Regions from separate parts of the Homo sapiens genome. Here region 1 is linked to region 2. Evidence: read pairs that join two places in POLR2A ChIA-PET (ENCODE). Cell type or tissue: OCI-LY7. All regions are shown on one strand.

Region 1 (8,000 bases), 770 kb after region 2:
GCCACAGTGATTGGCTCAGGAATGGGCTTGTGTCCCTAGTCTGACCAACCACAGGTCAAATCCTGAAACTGGGATTTGAGTTATTGGGTGGAATAGACCCTCTCATTTACTCACAGATGTGGAGGAGGAAGCTGCTGGTGACTCTCTTGGAGGCAGGAGGGACATGCCTGCTGTGAATGATGCTGACACTGAGGAAGCAGAGCCTAGAAATGGAGAAAAAGAAAACTCACTGGTCCTATTCATACCAATCAATGCATTGCAGCTGGATCAATCCTTGCCTGAAGCAGACACTACCTGTTTTTCAGTTATGTAAGCCAGTGAATTCTCTTTATTATTTAAGTCCTTTGAATTGGATTTTCTGACATTTGCAACTAAAACTGCAGTAATCGGGATGGGTATTAATGCAGAAAACAGGGCCCGGTTTGGCACAGAAATGTCATTTGGAAGATCACAGACTTGTGCACAGAGGGATAGAGCAGGCAAACTAAGAGCATGGGCCTCCATATCAGGCAGATCTGGGTTCAAAGCTCAGTTCCATCTGCTCTGTGCTCTGCTGTGTGAACCTGGGCAAGGGACTTTACCTCTCTGAGGCTCAGTTTGCCTAGCTGTAATTAAGGATAATAACATCTGTCTTCTCATCGTTTGTAAGAATTAAAATAAAATCCATGTAAAGCTCTTTACATTTCCTAGCCCGTAATAAATACTCAATATTTAGTAATTATTAAAGATGTTGTGACCGTAATTTTATTAAAGATGTTGTTTCCTATCTCCCATGCTTGGCTATGAGCTCCTTGGGGGTAGGGGAGGGTTTGAGTTGCCTTCTGTGTCTACCACACCGATCTGAATTATCACTTAATGGTCAACTGTGTTTTGTGTTTTGCCTCCTTGAACCCAGGAGCAAGTTCTCTAAGGACAGGAGTGAGGACACATGGCTTAGCTCTGCAGTGGGCAGATGGGCCAAGTGCCCCACACTCTCCTAGATGCATGAATCATAAGCCCTGCTGCGTCTAAGAAGCATAACACCCAGCAGGAGGCCATCACCATGCTCCAGTTTTGACCAATGAAGAAACTAAGGCCTGGTATGGGGAGGTCAAAGGCCCCAGGGTCACCGTGGCAGGTGCCAGGACCCGCGTCAGAGCCCAAGTCTGTCTGACACCAGGGTCCAGGCTCTCTACACAGGCCTGAGCTGGCATTCAAGATGGTGAGGGGCATCGGTGAGCTGGTGATTCACCCAATGGGAGAAGTGACAAAGGCAACCCCCCGAGCAGACAGGACTAAGGGTTCAGGAGCAAACATCGACTTCATTATGGTTATTGTTGGCGTGATTGATATACAGTTAGACCTCAGTTCTGGTTGCTGCAGCTTGAGAGAAAGAAATGGTGGAGCTGATGAAGAGTAAATGGCCAAGAGGATTGGTGAGGAGGAGGCCTAGGCAGGTGGGGGAGAAAAGGCTGAGGAGTCGAGGCCTCTCAGTCTGGGGTTCCGGCCTCTGGCTCCTGGGAAGCTGGACAGGAGGGTGAGGAGCCTCTGCCCCTGACTTCACATCCTCCCCTCAAGGCAGTTCCTTTAGGTCCAGTAGGAGCCCCCTCCCAACTCCCACACAGGCTGTGAGCACACAGCGGGGGCAGTGGCTAAGGGCCTAGAAAGACCTAGAATATTCCAGAAATTGATCCAAAAAGAGATACTGAGGGGGATTCCCTCACCTCGGACACCAGAAAACAGGCTTCCTGGTGACTCAGCAAAACCACTGCAGAAACTGGGTCTCCGAGAATTGTGTGGCTCACCCAAGGCCCCACAGCTGGGCAGAGAAAGCCAATTAGACTTAGAGTCCACACTCTTTCCCGGCACCAGGAGCCTCCTTCTCAGAGGACATAGGCAGCTGGGCACCCCTCTGCCCGCCCTCCCTCAAAGGCCCTGCCCAATGGGGACCAGGGCTGCCTACACTGAGTCAGGCAGTGTTTGGCACCCACATTTGTCTCTGAGGCCTGAGATGGGAAATCCTGGTCTCCTACCCTCTCTGCAAGGCCAGGGCAGGCCTGAGAGGCTTAGCATAGCCATTGGACGGATGAGGAAACTGAGGCTTATAGAGGCGCATGATATGTTCCTGTTCCCCAGCCAGCAGGAGGCTCTGTAGAAGTTAGATCCCAGGTCTGTTCCCACCTTCTGGTCCCCCCAGGCAGCTCTGAGCTTCTGCTGCAAAGCCCGAGGCTGGAGGCCCTTCCCAGCAAAGCCTGTGTCTGACAAGGTGGGGAGGGTCTGGAGCTTCCAGGCGGCGAGTTTCTCAGGATGCAGAAACACCAAGGTGAGGAAGCCAGACACTCTCTCTCCTCCGAGGAGGCTATCGGAGGCAGAGGCGACAATTTACAAGCACCTTGCGATGATGGGGGAACCATCTCTGCAGACACCCAGCACCTCTAAAAGCAATTTAACTTGACGTCCCTTCCCCTCCTCAGCCTTCCTCTCTCCCCACAACTATCGATCCCCCAGGGTCTCCTCTGTTCCTCCCAGCAACATATCCAGCCCCCGGCTCAGCCACCAACCAGCCACACCACCAGCAGCACCTTCACCTCTGCAACCCCGCCTCCTCATCTGAAACTGCAGATGACAATGGCTGCACCCCACAGGACTGTTTTTAGGGTGGCTCCTGGCACTTCGCAAACACTTGGTAATGTGGGTTTCTTTTTTTATTATTTTTTAAATTTATTTATTTATTTATTTTGTTGTTGCTTACTCTTTTTTATTTTTTTTAATTTTTTATTTCCATAGGGTTTTGGGGAACAGGTGGTATTTGGTTACATGAATAACTTCTTTAAGTAACGTTGGCTTCTTTCCTGGCCAGAAGCAGCCACAGGCTCAGGCCCTGCAGCACACCAGGCCTGTGCATCCCTCCCCTCTCCCTGTGGCTCCAGAGAGACCCTCGCTGTGCCTCTGGTACTTGTCTTCCCTCCCTGCCTTCCCAGAACCCAGGGTCACACATGTCCATTTTCTCGGGAGTCATTTCCCCCAGCCTTGTTCCCTGCTGTCCAACCAAGGCCTGGAGCAGGGCCCAGCCTGTTCTCAGAGCTCAGTGAATAACTGTCTAGCGACTGACCAACCAACAGGGAACACCAAATCCAGCAAGTTGCTGCCAAGAACCCCCTCTTCCAGGAAGACCTCCCTGACCTCCACCCGGGCCAGGTTAGGGGCTCTTCATGCAAGATTCCGTGACGCCCAGAACTGTAAAATAGTTATAAAGTGTAGGTTCTGCAGTCCAAGTCTCAGCTGTCACTGATTAGTTGTCTTTGGGCGAGTGGCATAACCTCCCTGTGCTTCCATGTCCTCACCTGTAAAATAAGAATAACAATACCAGTGCCTGCCAGAGAGCATCCTCATGAGGCGTCACGGGACACGTACAACACGCAGAATGAGACCCAATGCATTCCGAACACTCACAGGCGTGAGCGGTGTGTGTGGTCGCAGGGAGGGCGCTGTATTGTCTCATTTATTTGACTGCCTTCTGCCACCTGCCTGTGAATCCGTCAGCACCTGTAGCTGAGCCCGTCAGGTGTTGCTTCCCATCCCATTGTCGTCCCTGTGAGCCTGGCTACTGACCTCAGCCTCCCCTCCAGTGGCTGCATCTGCAACTCTTCAGCAGCCCCCACCACCACCGTGCCCACATCTTCAGGGAGCTGAGCTGTGTGGGAGTCGACACCCCAAAGCCTGGCCCTTGGCCGATGACTGACAGGCCCCCGAGTCAGGACCAACTCCAGAGTGCCCTATGGTATGAGGCTGAGGCCACTCTCTCTGGGGCTTTTCTGGAAATCACACCCTGGCTTGGCTGCTCCCACCTCCCCAGCACCTCCCCCACTTTCCCTACTCCCTTGCTCTTTCTCCTGGGAGCACCGATTGTACCCAAATCTTTATGCCCCGTTGCAGCCACCTAAGACAGTGACTAACATCTGTTCACTTCTATCTCATGCCTAGCAGTGCCCAGATATGGACTTGGACAGTGTGAACAGAGCAATGTCATCAGGAATAAGACTGAGGGAGTCAGCCTCAGCCAAGGGAGGAATCCTAAGAGGAAGAAGTGGAGGCTGAGAGCTGGTGGCCTCCCCGTTCCAGCCGCCTCACCCTAAGCATGCGCAGCCCCCTCCCTTGCCTGCACGGAGGAGCCATTTGCAGCCATAAATGTTCAATGGAGCGTGTGGTCTTTAGTGCATGGGCCTCGAGCTGCATAAACAAGGTTGTAAAATTTAAAGGCAAACCAGGCTGGGATCCCATGGGCAGCCACGCTGACATCACAGACAGAGGTGGGGCTTGCGTGGAGGAGCAGGAGGCAGCCATGGCAGCACTAAGGCTGGGACAGAAAGAAGGGGCATCTCGCCCTACCTGATGGCGGCTCACGTTTATTCGTTTTTTCGCCGTTGACCCGAATGGAAGCAGGCCCTCCGTGAGACTGTGCCACAGTTCCAGGGGTGTAGATAGATTATCTTTTCCAAAGAGAATCAATGCTCCTCTCTGCTGGTGAACCAGCGACCCAGCACGGAATTGTACATGTTGGGGATGAACCAGCAACTCAGCACGGGATTGTACATGCTGGGGATGAACCAGCAACTCAGCACGGGATTGTACATGCTGGGGCTTCAGCTTCAAGTGAACAAGATGAAGTCCTTGCCCTCCTGGAGCTTACATTCTAGAGGAAGGGAAAAAAAAACACGCAAGTAAAAAAAAAAAGTAAACCAAGAGAGTCATGATAATTTTAATACTGATCAGTGATAGAAAAATGAGATTGAGGCCAGGCATGGTGGCTCATGCCTGTAATCTCAGCACTTTGGGAGGCCGAGGCGGTCAGATCACTTGAGGCCAGGAGTTCGAGACCAGCCTGGGCAATATGGCAAAATGCTGTCTCTACTAAAAATACAAAAATTAGCCGGACGTGGTAGCACACGCATGTAATTCCAGCTATTCGGGAGTCTGAGTCAGGAGAATCGCTTGAACCCGGGAGGTGGAGGTTGCAGAGAGCCAAAATTGCACCACTGCACTCCATCCTGGGCAACAGAGCAAGATGAAAGAAAGAAAGAAAGAAAGAAAGAAAGAAAGAAAGAAAGAAAGAAAGAAAGAAAGAAAGAAGGAAGGAAGGAAGGAAGGAAGGAAGGAAGGAAGGAAGGAAGGAAGGAAGGAAGGGGAAGGGAAGGGAAGGGAAGGAAGGAAGGAAGGGAAGGAAGAGAGAAAGATGGGATTGGGAGGGAAGCCTACTTCAGATGGGAGAATCACAGTGAAATGAGACTCCAGTAACATTTGTGGGACTTCTGGCCTCCTGAGTCCTCAGGAAGGAGGCGTTGGCCACAGAGTTCTTTGCTGCTGAGCAGCGGCCAGCTACTCTATCAGCAGGCTGTTCCATCAGCAGGCCACTCCAGCCTTCTTCCCTGCCTCCCTTCACTGCAAATCAGGCAGCTGTTTACAGATCAGGCCCATCTTTTCTTTTTCTTTTTTTTTCTCTAGTGTCAGGATCTCATTCAGTCACCCAGGTCATAGTGCAGTGGCATAATCATAGCTCGCTGCAGCCTCAAACTTCCTGGGCTCAAGCAATCCTCCCACCTCAGCCTCCTGAGGAGCTGGGACTAAAGGCACATGCCACCATGCCCAGCTAATTTTTTAAATTATTTCTAGAGACAGGGTCTCAATATGTTCACCAGGCTGGTCTCGAACTCCTGGGCTCCAGTGATCCTCTTGCCTCTGCCTCTGCCTCCTGCCTCCCAAAGTGCTGGGATTATAGGCATGAGCCACTGTGTCTGACCTGGGCCCATCTTACGGAGCATCGCTGAGTTGGGAGTTCTCCTGGGAGAAGCCCAGCTTCCAGACTCCCCACATCATCACTGGTTATGCATGTGGACTCTGGAGCCACGGTCCGGGGTTCCATTCCCACCTCTGCCATTTACTATCTGTGTGCCCCTGGGCAAGACACTTCCCTTCCCTGAGCCTCATTCCCTGCACTGTCAAATGGAAATAATGACAGTACTCACCTGGGAGAATTCAGTGAGGCAGGGCACGGTGTATGCTCAGCCTGCCACAGAGCTATTGTTTTTGCTGTCATTATTCCCTCCTTCCTGTGACCAGGGACGGCTCTACCGCAACATAAGCTGATCCAGCAGGCTGGGAGAAGGGGTGAAGGCAAAGAGTGGGGGACTCAGGGGTGCCAGCTGCAAGAGTCTGGCTGAGTGAGGAAGAGAAGCACCCAGTCAAGTGGGGATGGAAGTAGCTGGCATGGTGAGGAAGGGGCTTGGGCAGAGAGGCGAGGCCCTGAGTGCTTGAGGATCAGGACAAGAATGAACGTGGAGCCAGGTGGGGGCTGCATGGCCTCATTCAAGAGATACCACAGCAGATTCTGCAGGCAGGGAGGACAGTCCCTTCCAACTCTGGGGTGCCTGTTGAAAGTTACCCCAATTTGTGAGATGAAAGAGGCAGCAAAGGGGGACAGAGGTGTCTGATAGGCCTGGGCCAAATCCTGGCTGCAGGGTCGTGTGAACTTGGCCAAAGTAACTTGCTCTCCTTAGGCCTCAATGGCATCATCTGTAAAATGGGGACAATCCTAGGATCCATCACACAGTCGTTGCGAGGACTGAGGGAGACGATGCATGAGGTCTGTGCTCACTGGGTGCAAGTTAATAACAGTCACAGTGAAGAGTCTCTGGTTTTAAGATTGGGTGAAACCAAGACTCAAAATTTTAAGATTCTAAGTGAGAAGTTTAAGCCTAAATTCTTACTAGAATGTTGGGTCTGTGAAGACAGGGGTTTGGTCTGTTTTGTTCATGGCTTTATGAACGGTACTTGGCACCCACGGCCTGGCATACAATAGGTGGGCATATGTGTGTATATTCACATGTGTATTTGGTGAGTGAGTGAATGAGTGAATGAATGAATGAATGAATTGGCAAGGCTGACCACTCTCTGTCCAGTTGCTCAAGCCGGAAATGAGGCTACCTGCACCCCGTCCCCCACTCCTCCTAAGGAGCAGGCCTCCCGGCAGCTCCCTGTCTTCCTTCCCATAATGACAGCCACCCTCGCTCACCTGGAGCCGCCACAGCTCCGTATTGGCCTCTCAACTTTCAGTCTCGCCTGTCTTCTCCTCCCATCTTAAAAATCTCATTTACAGAAAGAAAAGAAGTTCATTTACCAAATTGGGGGCATTCTGCTGCAGGGCTGAGCCATTAGCAGGCACAAAAGAAAGTCATATCTCAGTCACTTACAAAATTAACAAGGAGGAGCTTGGAGCAAGGAATCTGTCTGTGCTAGAATAAAAAGGCCTCCCAGGTACTGCAGGTCGCAGCACATCCGCCTGCTCAAGAAGTCCTGGAGTGATAAACTGGCACCTGGCAAAGTGAGGACTTTCGCAGGGGGAAGGAGGAAATGACCAGCGGTGATCATTCACAGCCCTGAACGAGGACAGAGCGGGAAGCCCACAGCAGTCACAGTCACGCTGACAGCTCCACTCTCCTCCACTCCAGGACACTTGGTACCTGAGTCCAGCCACTCCTGCCTCATTAAGCAGCCTGCACAGGGCCCTGGGAAATGACCTCATTAGGTGGCCACACTGGCTTGTGTAAATTAATTTGATAAAGATAATGAAGTTCATCAGAGCAGAGCTGACCATGTTTCCAGGAGCAACTATCCTGAGGGCTGAGCTCTGAGGACCAGGAGCCAGGAAGTGGTGAATGGGCTTTGGCAGCAGTGCCTCCGGGGCACACTGTCCCCCCAGCCCAGAAGCATTTTATCCTCGGCAGGCTGAAGGACCCAGGGAATCCATGTTGTCCTAATGGTTTCTGGAAGCAAGCGGGTCTTCAGTCTTGGCTTTGCCATGTGCTACGGGCGTCTAGTCACCTGGTTTCTGACAGCCTGTTTTCTCAGCTGTAAAATGAGCATAACAGTTCTGCCTCCCAGCACTAGTTAAGCAAGAAAACACACATAGGCCAGGTGCAGTGGCTCACGCCTATAATCCTAGCACTTTGGGAGGCTGAGGTGGG
Region 2 (8,000 bases):
AGCCAGGAAGACTGGGGTGATATTATTATAGGGATGTTATCAAGGTAGGTAGTGCTGGTGGAAACTGGGGCTCAGTCCTACCAGGAAATCTGGGAGCCAGTGCAGAACATGAACCTAGGAGTTATCTCACTCCAGGGTTGAGGGAGCTGGGGTATTTACACACCAACTCCTGCCTGTCATTGGTTCGGGGATCCTCTAGGTAGCAACAATCCCCAGGTAATGGCAACAGAACACCTTTCAGCAGCGGGGAGGCTCTTGGGGGCAGAGTGCAGGTGCTCTATCCCAAGATAGTTGGCCGATAGAGTGGCTGTGCTCAATAGGTGTCAGTGATTGCTTTTCAAGGAGCTAATCTCTTGATCTTTTTGTAAAGATGCTCCTCTGAGGTGGCTCAGAGTTTTCTCCCTGTAGACATTGGTTCCTGGGTCATGGAAAAGACCTAGCTGAGGGCTAGCACCAAGCCCCTTGGCCAGGCAGGCACCCAGAGGGTCCCCAGTGCCCTAGTCTGGCTAGACCAGAGCCAGGGCCCTATGGCTGAATAAGGAAGAACCCAGGATTTGGAGTCAGGCAGACCTGGGCGGTGGAGGTGTGGGGTAGGTCTCCCAGCTCTTCTATCTTATAGGCATGTGACCCTGGGAATGAGATTTCACTTTCTTGAACTCTAGTTTCCTCAACTGCAAAGTGATGAGATATCACAGGATTGTTGTGTCACTTACCTATTGTGGTGTTGCAAACCATTCCAAAATTGACTGGCTTAAAACCACAACTATCTATTTCTCTCATGAGCCTGTGGATTGGCAACTGGGGCTGGGTTCAGCTAGGTGGTTCTTCTGCCAGTCTTGGTTAGGTTCTGCCAGTCTTGGTTGGGTTCTTTCAGGTATCTGTGGTTGGTCAGCTGGTGGTCAGTGGCCTCACTCACAGGTTGGGGGTTTGGCTGGCTGTTGACTGGGGTAACTGGTAACTGGCTGTTGACTAGGGTAACTGGTCTATGGGTCTCTCATCATCCCACAGCCTAGGCTGGGCTTGTTCACATGGCGGCAGTCTCGTGATTTCTAAGAGCCACAAGAGAGCACATCCAATGCCCTAGCAATTTTCAAGCCTCTGCTTATGTCAAATTTGTTACTGCCCCACAGTGGCCAAAGCAAGTCACATGACCAGATTCAAGACATGGAAAAATTGATGGGAAAGAGAGAATTTGGCCAGAGACAATATAAGTAAAGCTCTTATTAGTCTTGTGTTTTATAAATGTATTGACAATGATTACATGCCTTATTCCAGTTTTTTAGCAATAAAAAGTAGGTGTTATAATTACTAATAATCATTAAATCAATAGGTAATTTTTGTGCAGGGTCCTGTCTCCACTTCCTCTTCTATATCACGAAGATAATTGCTCTGTCAGACAGTGATGTATTGAGGGAAGAGTGAGGGAAGAACAGTAAAGTATTTGCACAGAGCCTGGTGAGAGGAACTCTATTTATTATGGTATAAAATTTGCGTCTCCTCCCTGCACACAAAAAAGCAATGCAAACTTGATCGCTTTTTCATTTTTGTTTTCACATCTCACATTTCAAAAAACCCCAGGGTCAGAGCTGTTTGTGGAGACTTTCCTCCAGGCTGTCCTTTCTTCTCGCTCCCTGAAGTTACCTCCTCCCTTTGTGTTTCATGCTCTGCCTTCTGCCCCAGCCTAGGGGCTGCTCCTGGCTGAAGCCACAGCTTCAGGAGGATCCGAGGGGCACCCTAGGGCCACAAGGCCCTTTCCAGTAAGGATTACAAAGATGGGAAGTGCCGGCTGCTTCTGTCTGTGGCCTTTAATATTTGCAGCTCAGACACAGCCCAGCATACTCCCAGTTCCCCCAAGTGGTGATTTCTCCCAATCTGTGAAAGAAGGGAGCCCCCTCCATCTCGCATTTTCTCAGGGTTCCCAGGGGCCTCTGAGCAGCTTCTGAAGCTCCACAGCTCCGACTGACACCCCCTGGAAATTGCTTAATGCTTTCAGCCTGAGGAAACTCAAATCAGCCAGTCAGTCAATCCTGAACTACTCTGGAAGAGCAGAGTAGAGTCTCACAGTCTCAAAACCTGGATGGTCTAAAATATGAGTAACTTTTATGTTGAGCATCCCCTGCCCCAGACCTTCTGAGACAAGAATCGGCCGCTGCAGCTTAATTCTCAACCTTCCTCCTCCAGGGCCAGGATGAAAGAGAGCAGGAGGTGGTGGGGGTGGTAAAAGAAAACCTCCTCCTCTGAACTGGCTTAGGGCAGCCCCGCTGCAGGCGACAACTGTTCTTCCAAGACCTACTTTAACAAATTTTTATTTTTATTTTACTTTTATTTATTTTTATTTTTTGAGACAAGGTCTCACTCTGCCACCTAGGCTCGAGTGCAGTGTGGCATGATCTCAGCTCAAGGCAACCTCTGCTTCCCAGGCTCAAGTGATCCTCCCACTTCAGCCTCCCAAGTAGTTGGGACCACAGGCACACACCATCACGCCTGGCTAATTTTTGTATATTTTGTAGAGATGGGATTTTGCCACATTGCCCGGGCTGGTCTTGAACTCCTGGGCTCAAGCAATCCTCCTACCTTGGCCTCCTAAAGTGCTGGGATTACAGGCATGACTGCAAGTAGTACAAGATGTAGTAGTAGCAGTTCCTGGGCCGGGAGCTTTCCCTCTATTATTTTGTTAGTTCTCACAGTATCTTCTTGAGGCTGGCAGTGGCAAACCCATTTTACAGATGCAGGTATTGAGGATTAGAGAATTTAAGAATATGTCCTTTGAGTTCAAAGTTCAAAGATGGAGCACAATTGATTGGTGTGGGTGGAGACAGGGTCGGAGGCAAGGCTGATGCTGGGTCCTGGCCTCCACTGCCTCAGCATAGAGGAGTGGAGAGAGTATTGCATGCAAGGCAGTAAGGCTGGATTCAAGCACTTTTTTTTTTTTTTTAAAATAGAGTCTCACTTTGTCGCCCAAGCTGGAGTGCAGTGGCTCAACCTTGGCTCACTACAACCTCTGCATCCTGGGTTCAAGCGATTCTCTTGCCTTAGCCTCCTGAGTAGCTGGGATTACAGGCGTGCACCAACATGCCCAACTAATTTTTGTATTTTTAGTAGAGACGGGGTTTCACCATATTGGTCAGGCTGGTCTTGAACTCCTGACCTCAAGAGATGCTCCCACCTGGGCCTCCCAAAGTGTTCAGATTACAGGCATAAGCCACTCTGGCTGGCCTTGGATTCAAGCACTTTTAATGAAAACAGAAAAGGTCTTTGGATTTTGCCATGAAGGCAAATTTCATTAAATTCTCTGAGCCTCAGCTTTCTCACCCGTAAAATAGGGTTGTTGTGAGGATCAGTGAGGAGATGCATATAAAAGCACGCAGAGGAGAGCAGGGGCCCAGTGAATGTGGTGCCCCTGGATGGCCCCTCCAGCCAGCCTTGCCTCTCTCGCCGTAGGCTTCCAAGGACAGCTCTGTCCTACAGTCACAGAGGGGCCAGGCCCCAGCCCTAGGCAAATGCTATGGCTTCTGTGGTTGTTTCAACAACTCTACCATTGCAGACGGGACCTAGACTGGCATTCTCTTGTAAATATTGATGAAGGCCCCAGATAGGGAGGAATAAGAAAACAAAGGACGTTTTATTTGTGATAGAAAGAGAACCCAACAGAAAACAAAAATCTACAGGCAGGCCCAACAGGAGGGGAGATGTTTAAATAAACCTTGATACATTCACTCCATGGAATATTGTGCAACTATTGAAATGATGTTTACCTAGGATTTGTAATAACACGGGAAAATGCTTATTATAAAATGCTAAGTGAAAAAAGGAAGAAACGGAATTGTATATTTAGCATAATCGTACCTAAGCAAACATCAAGCCAAACAAAAACTTTGCACAGAAGAAAAAGACCAGAGGGACACACACCACAGTAGGGGGTGTCGTTGAGTGGCAAAATTGGGGAGATTTTTAATACCTTTCTCTATTTTTTTTCTATAATGGGCATGGTTGGTTTAAAGTGGAAAGCGACCCAAATTTAATTTTTTTTTGTTTTTCTGAAGAAGAAAGAATTCCTATTGGAAAAGCAAGAAGCCAAGTGACACAGATGTCACTCTGAGGCTAAGGGCAGGAGGCCAACAGACCCCAGGCTATTAAGTAAAGTCAAGTAGAAATCTGAGACTCTGGCCCCATGAAGTCGTCTCAGCTGCACACCTGAGTATAGGGTCTGCAACATTCTGGTAACGACACTGGCTCTCACTCCTATATGTTGTAAATGTAGGTGTAATTGAGTTTTTTTCCCTTACAACAAAGGCTAAACAGAATAGCTGGGCCCCTGTCCTTCTTCCTACCCCAAGATGGCGCTCCTCGGAAGCAGCCCGGCTCTCCCTGGTGGGCACAGGGAGCAAAGTCCTTCTGGCTGCAAGGCCACCCTTCCGGTTCCCTGGACCAGTCCTGGTCTGTGCATCTCCCAGATTTCCATTCAGGTCCCTGTTCAAATGTCATCCTATCAGGGAGGCCTGATCACATGATTTAAAAGAGCAACCCCTTTCCTCCGGCACTCAGGATCCCATGTCCCTGCCTCAGCTTTCTCCTTAGTGTATATGCAGCCTAGGTACTAGGTTCTATGTATTTCCTTTTAAAAGTGTCCATTTTCCTTTGCTAGAATGTGAGCTCCATTAAGGCAGGGATCTGCTGCATCTCCAGCACCTAGAACACTGCCCAGTCCAAATATTCTGTAAATGTTTATTTCAGGAGTGAATGAATGCATCCTGATCATTTTTTTTTTTTTTTGGTGTGTGTACATATTTAGTTTTATTGTAACAAAGCAACTTGTATACTTTTAATGTTTAAAACAGAGCATCATCTTTCCTTTCCAGTGAAACAAAAAGAAAACTTAAAAATAAACAGGAACAAAATTACAATAGAGAATGTCAATTCCAAATAAGATGCTACGGGTTCCGCTGATGCTCCCATTGAGTGGCAGGACTCAAGCCATCATTAGGAAAGAATTTATTTTTAAAGTGTCATCTTAAACTGCAAGGACGATTGTGCCCTCAGGGTGTCTTTCCAAGGTCTTGAGCTACCTTGTTCCACCCTGATGGCCCTGACCACATTCTTCCTGAAGCCCAGCTCTAGAGCCCCAGGCCAGCACATCAGCTCTAATCTATAGGTAGTGACTGCCTGGGACACTGTATTGAAACACTTATGAAGCCATTGTGAGCGCTCGCCAGGAAAAGATAGGACGACTGATGAATGATTTTGCCAATGGAACCATAAGAGAGGTGGATCAGATGGACTGTGTACTCCTCTTCCCAGCCCAGGCCCAAATCTCAGCTCCACCTCTCATTATGAAGACCACACCCACCATCAGCTGGGGCCTGGAACACATTTGTCCGTCTTATCCCTGGAATCACTCCCCTAGTCTCTACCACAGGTATGCAATGGGCTTTGGAATGTTTTTCCAGAGTGGTCCTTGTTCCTCCTGGGCTTGGAAACTTTCCAGAACTTTACCTAGCTTAGTTGTTGCCTTGTCCTCTGCCTGGCCCCTCACTAGGGGTTGAAGGTTGGATCTAGGTCCACCTGCCCCCAGCTCCTATGTAGAGTTCTCCTCCCAAGCAAGTCCTTCCCCCAGTCCAGCAGCACAATGCTAGTGCCTCCTTTGAGTCTTGTCACTGAAGCCATTCTGCCCCAGCCCACAGGTCCCTTGGAGGTTCATGCCTAGTGTTGACACTGAGCTTGAATGTGGCCTTGGCTGGGTTCAGGGGTCACTCTCCCAAGAAGGTAGCCATGGCCCCAGCTGACTTTCCCTTCCTGGTCTCTGATTTAAGAATAAATTCAGTTGCTTCATCTTTCGAGGCCCAGGCCAGGGAAGTGGGGTGGGGGTGTGGCCAATGTCACCCTGTGGCCTCTGAGCTGCCACTGGCAGAGCCTGGTGCCAGAGCCCAGACCAGGGATGGTGGTCTTCGGTGGTCCAGTGCAAGCTCTCCTCTTATGTCCATGCCAACCTCCTTTTCATCCTTTGTTCCAGTCCTGCTTCTTCCAACAAGACCCACAGCCTGGGCACCAGCAGCTTCCGTGGACACAGGATCTAGCTGGGACCACCTGGGAAACTGGGAAGAACTTTCTCTTTTATCCTCTCATTTATCCCCAGGGCAGACAGGGACATGAATTGTCCTTCCCATTTTCAAGACAAGGACACTGAGGTCCAAAGCATCCTTATTTTCTTCCTTGTCAGGCCCTGCTCTGGTGTACCTCCCATCTCCCCTGGCTTCTGGCTGGGACCAAGAGCATCACTGCCTTCCCATCTGTCACTGTCTCCCTCAGAGGTGGAACAAGGGCTGTGGTAATACACTGGGTCAGGCTCTCTCCCGTCCCTCCTGGAAGGACAGGTGCTTTCCTGAGGCTGGGGGTCTCCTTCATTCGGAGTTTATCAAACCAGATGTGAAAGGAGATCCAGTCTCTGGATGCTTCACTAGACTCTTCTAGTTCCTCCGCTTGGTCATCCACCTGAAAATGTGAATGCGGCAAACCAGGTGACCGTACCTGGCACAAGGAGGGCAAATTATGCTGTCACCCTGAAGTGCTGACTGGTGGTGGTTGCCCCAGCTTCCAGACAGGAAGACGGCTACAGATCTGAGAATGAGTGCAATGGTCAGTTAACATGGGCAGGGCCGAGGAGCAGGGTGGCCCTTGGATCACATAGTTTCTTCCCTTTGCTGAGACCTCCGTGTATCCTTAGCAGACCTCCACCAGAAGATAGCTTGGTACAATGGCTGCTTCTCTTTCTTCCAATAAGGAGAAAAGTAATGTGGGCTTTGGTATATTTTCTCGCAAGCAAGAGTCTCCTAGGCTGGCCCCAGCTTCAGCTGTTCTACTTTTCAAACCACCACTCCCTCTGGCCAGGGCCCCTGGGGCTCCCTCGGCTCCTTCCTGGCCCTGCCCAAGTCACCTGCCTCCATCTTTCCCACCTGTGTGTCCCGGTGCTTCTGGGAACTGTGGAGGTGGGGCCCAGTGGCTGATGTTTAGGAAGGGGCACTGATGGCTCAGAGAGCCAACCCCTCTCCAGAGCAACTAGCGAGGGGCTGCTGGGGTCAACTGGCTCCTAGAATTGTGATTGCAAAAAGACTATGCCCCCTAAGCTTTGGTGGGGTCCCGGTGTATCCCCCCAAGAATTCAGAGTTGAAGCAAGGGCGGTCATCCCTGAAGACATGAATGCCTTCTGCCTTGGAACACCAGCTCCTGGTCCTCTTTTCTGCAGTGGGGCCTCTGCAGCCCATGAAGGGTAAGACTCATCTAAGATCCCTCTCTCCCCAGCTAGGGGAGGAGAAAGGACCGGAATTCACCTCTTGATGGCCACATTCCTGGGTTGCCTGTTTGCCTAGAAATGGCCCCCAGAGGGACGGCTGGCAGTGGAGCCCGGTGGCCCCCAGCTTTGCATGAGGAGCTCAGTTGAGGGACTGCTAGACCCTGGTCTGAGGCAAATCGGGGGTGGGCAAGGTCAGGACGGTGGGCAGGAGGGTGCCCTGCGGGGCCGGGAAACTCCGCAGCTCCTTGGGCACAAACCTGGGTGAGACAGAGTCTGCTAGGAAGCAGAGGGTGCTCCGGCGTCCCACGCAGTAGATGAGGTTGTCCACCACGGCGCACTGGAAGGCATCCGGGTAAGGCGTCCGGTACGTGGCGCACTCGTACCAGAGCCGGGTGCTGGCGCTGCAGCGGTACACGGCGATGCCCAGGCTGCGGTTGAGGTCAAAGCGGTAGAGAAAGCCGTTGACCGCCACCATCTCGGCCGTGCGGTCCTTGCTGCCCCCGGTGGGGCCGGCCCACCAGCGCTGCTCCTGCGCAGAGAAGCGGAACAGCAGGAAGCGCAGCGAGCCGCCGGTGACGAAGATTTCCTTGGCACGCACCGTGGCCGTGTGCGCCAGGGCGAACGTGTCACTGGGGAGCGGCGGGGCAAAGTCCCAGCGGTCCAGGCGGGGGTCGTAACGCTCCACCGAGTTCAGACACTCTCCGCCGATGGC

What was found. ChIA-PET counts read pairs that join two places held together with the same protein. Peaks named below come from ENCODE experiments on the same cell type or tissue, not always from the same donor. Only the 100,000 strongest peaks of a DNase experiment are listed, where the experiment ranks them.
Region 1: POLR2A ChIA-PET joins it to region 2 with 19 read pairs; 2 of 35 experiments call an interaction of 5 or more read pairs at or near these places.

What each region holds. Positions count from the first base shown.
Region 1 is chr1:17,713,883-17,721,882 of GRCh38, reverse strand. LINC02810 (long intergenic non-protein coding RNA 2810) reads right to left here and starts at 4,310. Exons shown (of 3, transcript XR_007065510.1): 1 at 4,111-4,310; 2 at 3,092-3,323; 3 at 1-203. In OCI-LY7, no CTCF peak of the experiment used is centred here; no DNase peak of the experiment used is centred here.
Region 2 is chr1:18,482,758-18,490,757 of GRCh38, reverse strand. It overlaps KLHDC7A (kelch domain containing 7A), which reads right to left. Exons shown (of 1, transcript NM_152375.3): 1 at 4,784-8,000. The coding sequence ends at 7,443. Among named protein-coding and RNA genes, the nearest start is that of KLHDC7A, 5.8 kb to the right of the region's middle. In OCI-LY7, a CTCF peak has its summit at 4,324; no DNase peak of the experiment used is centred here.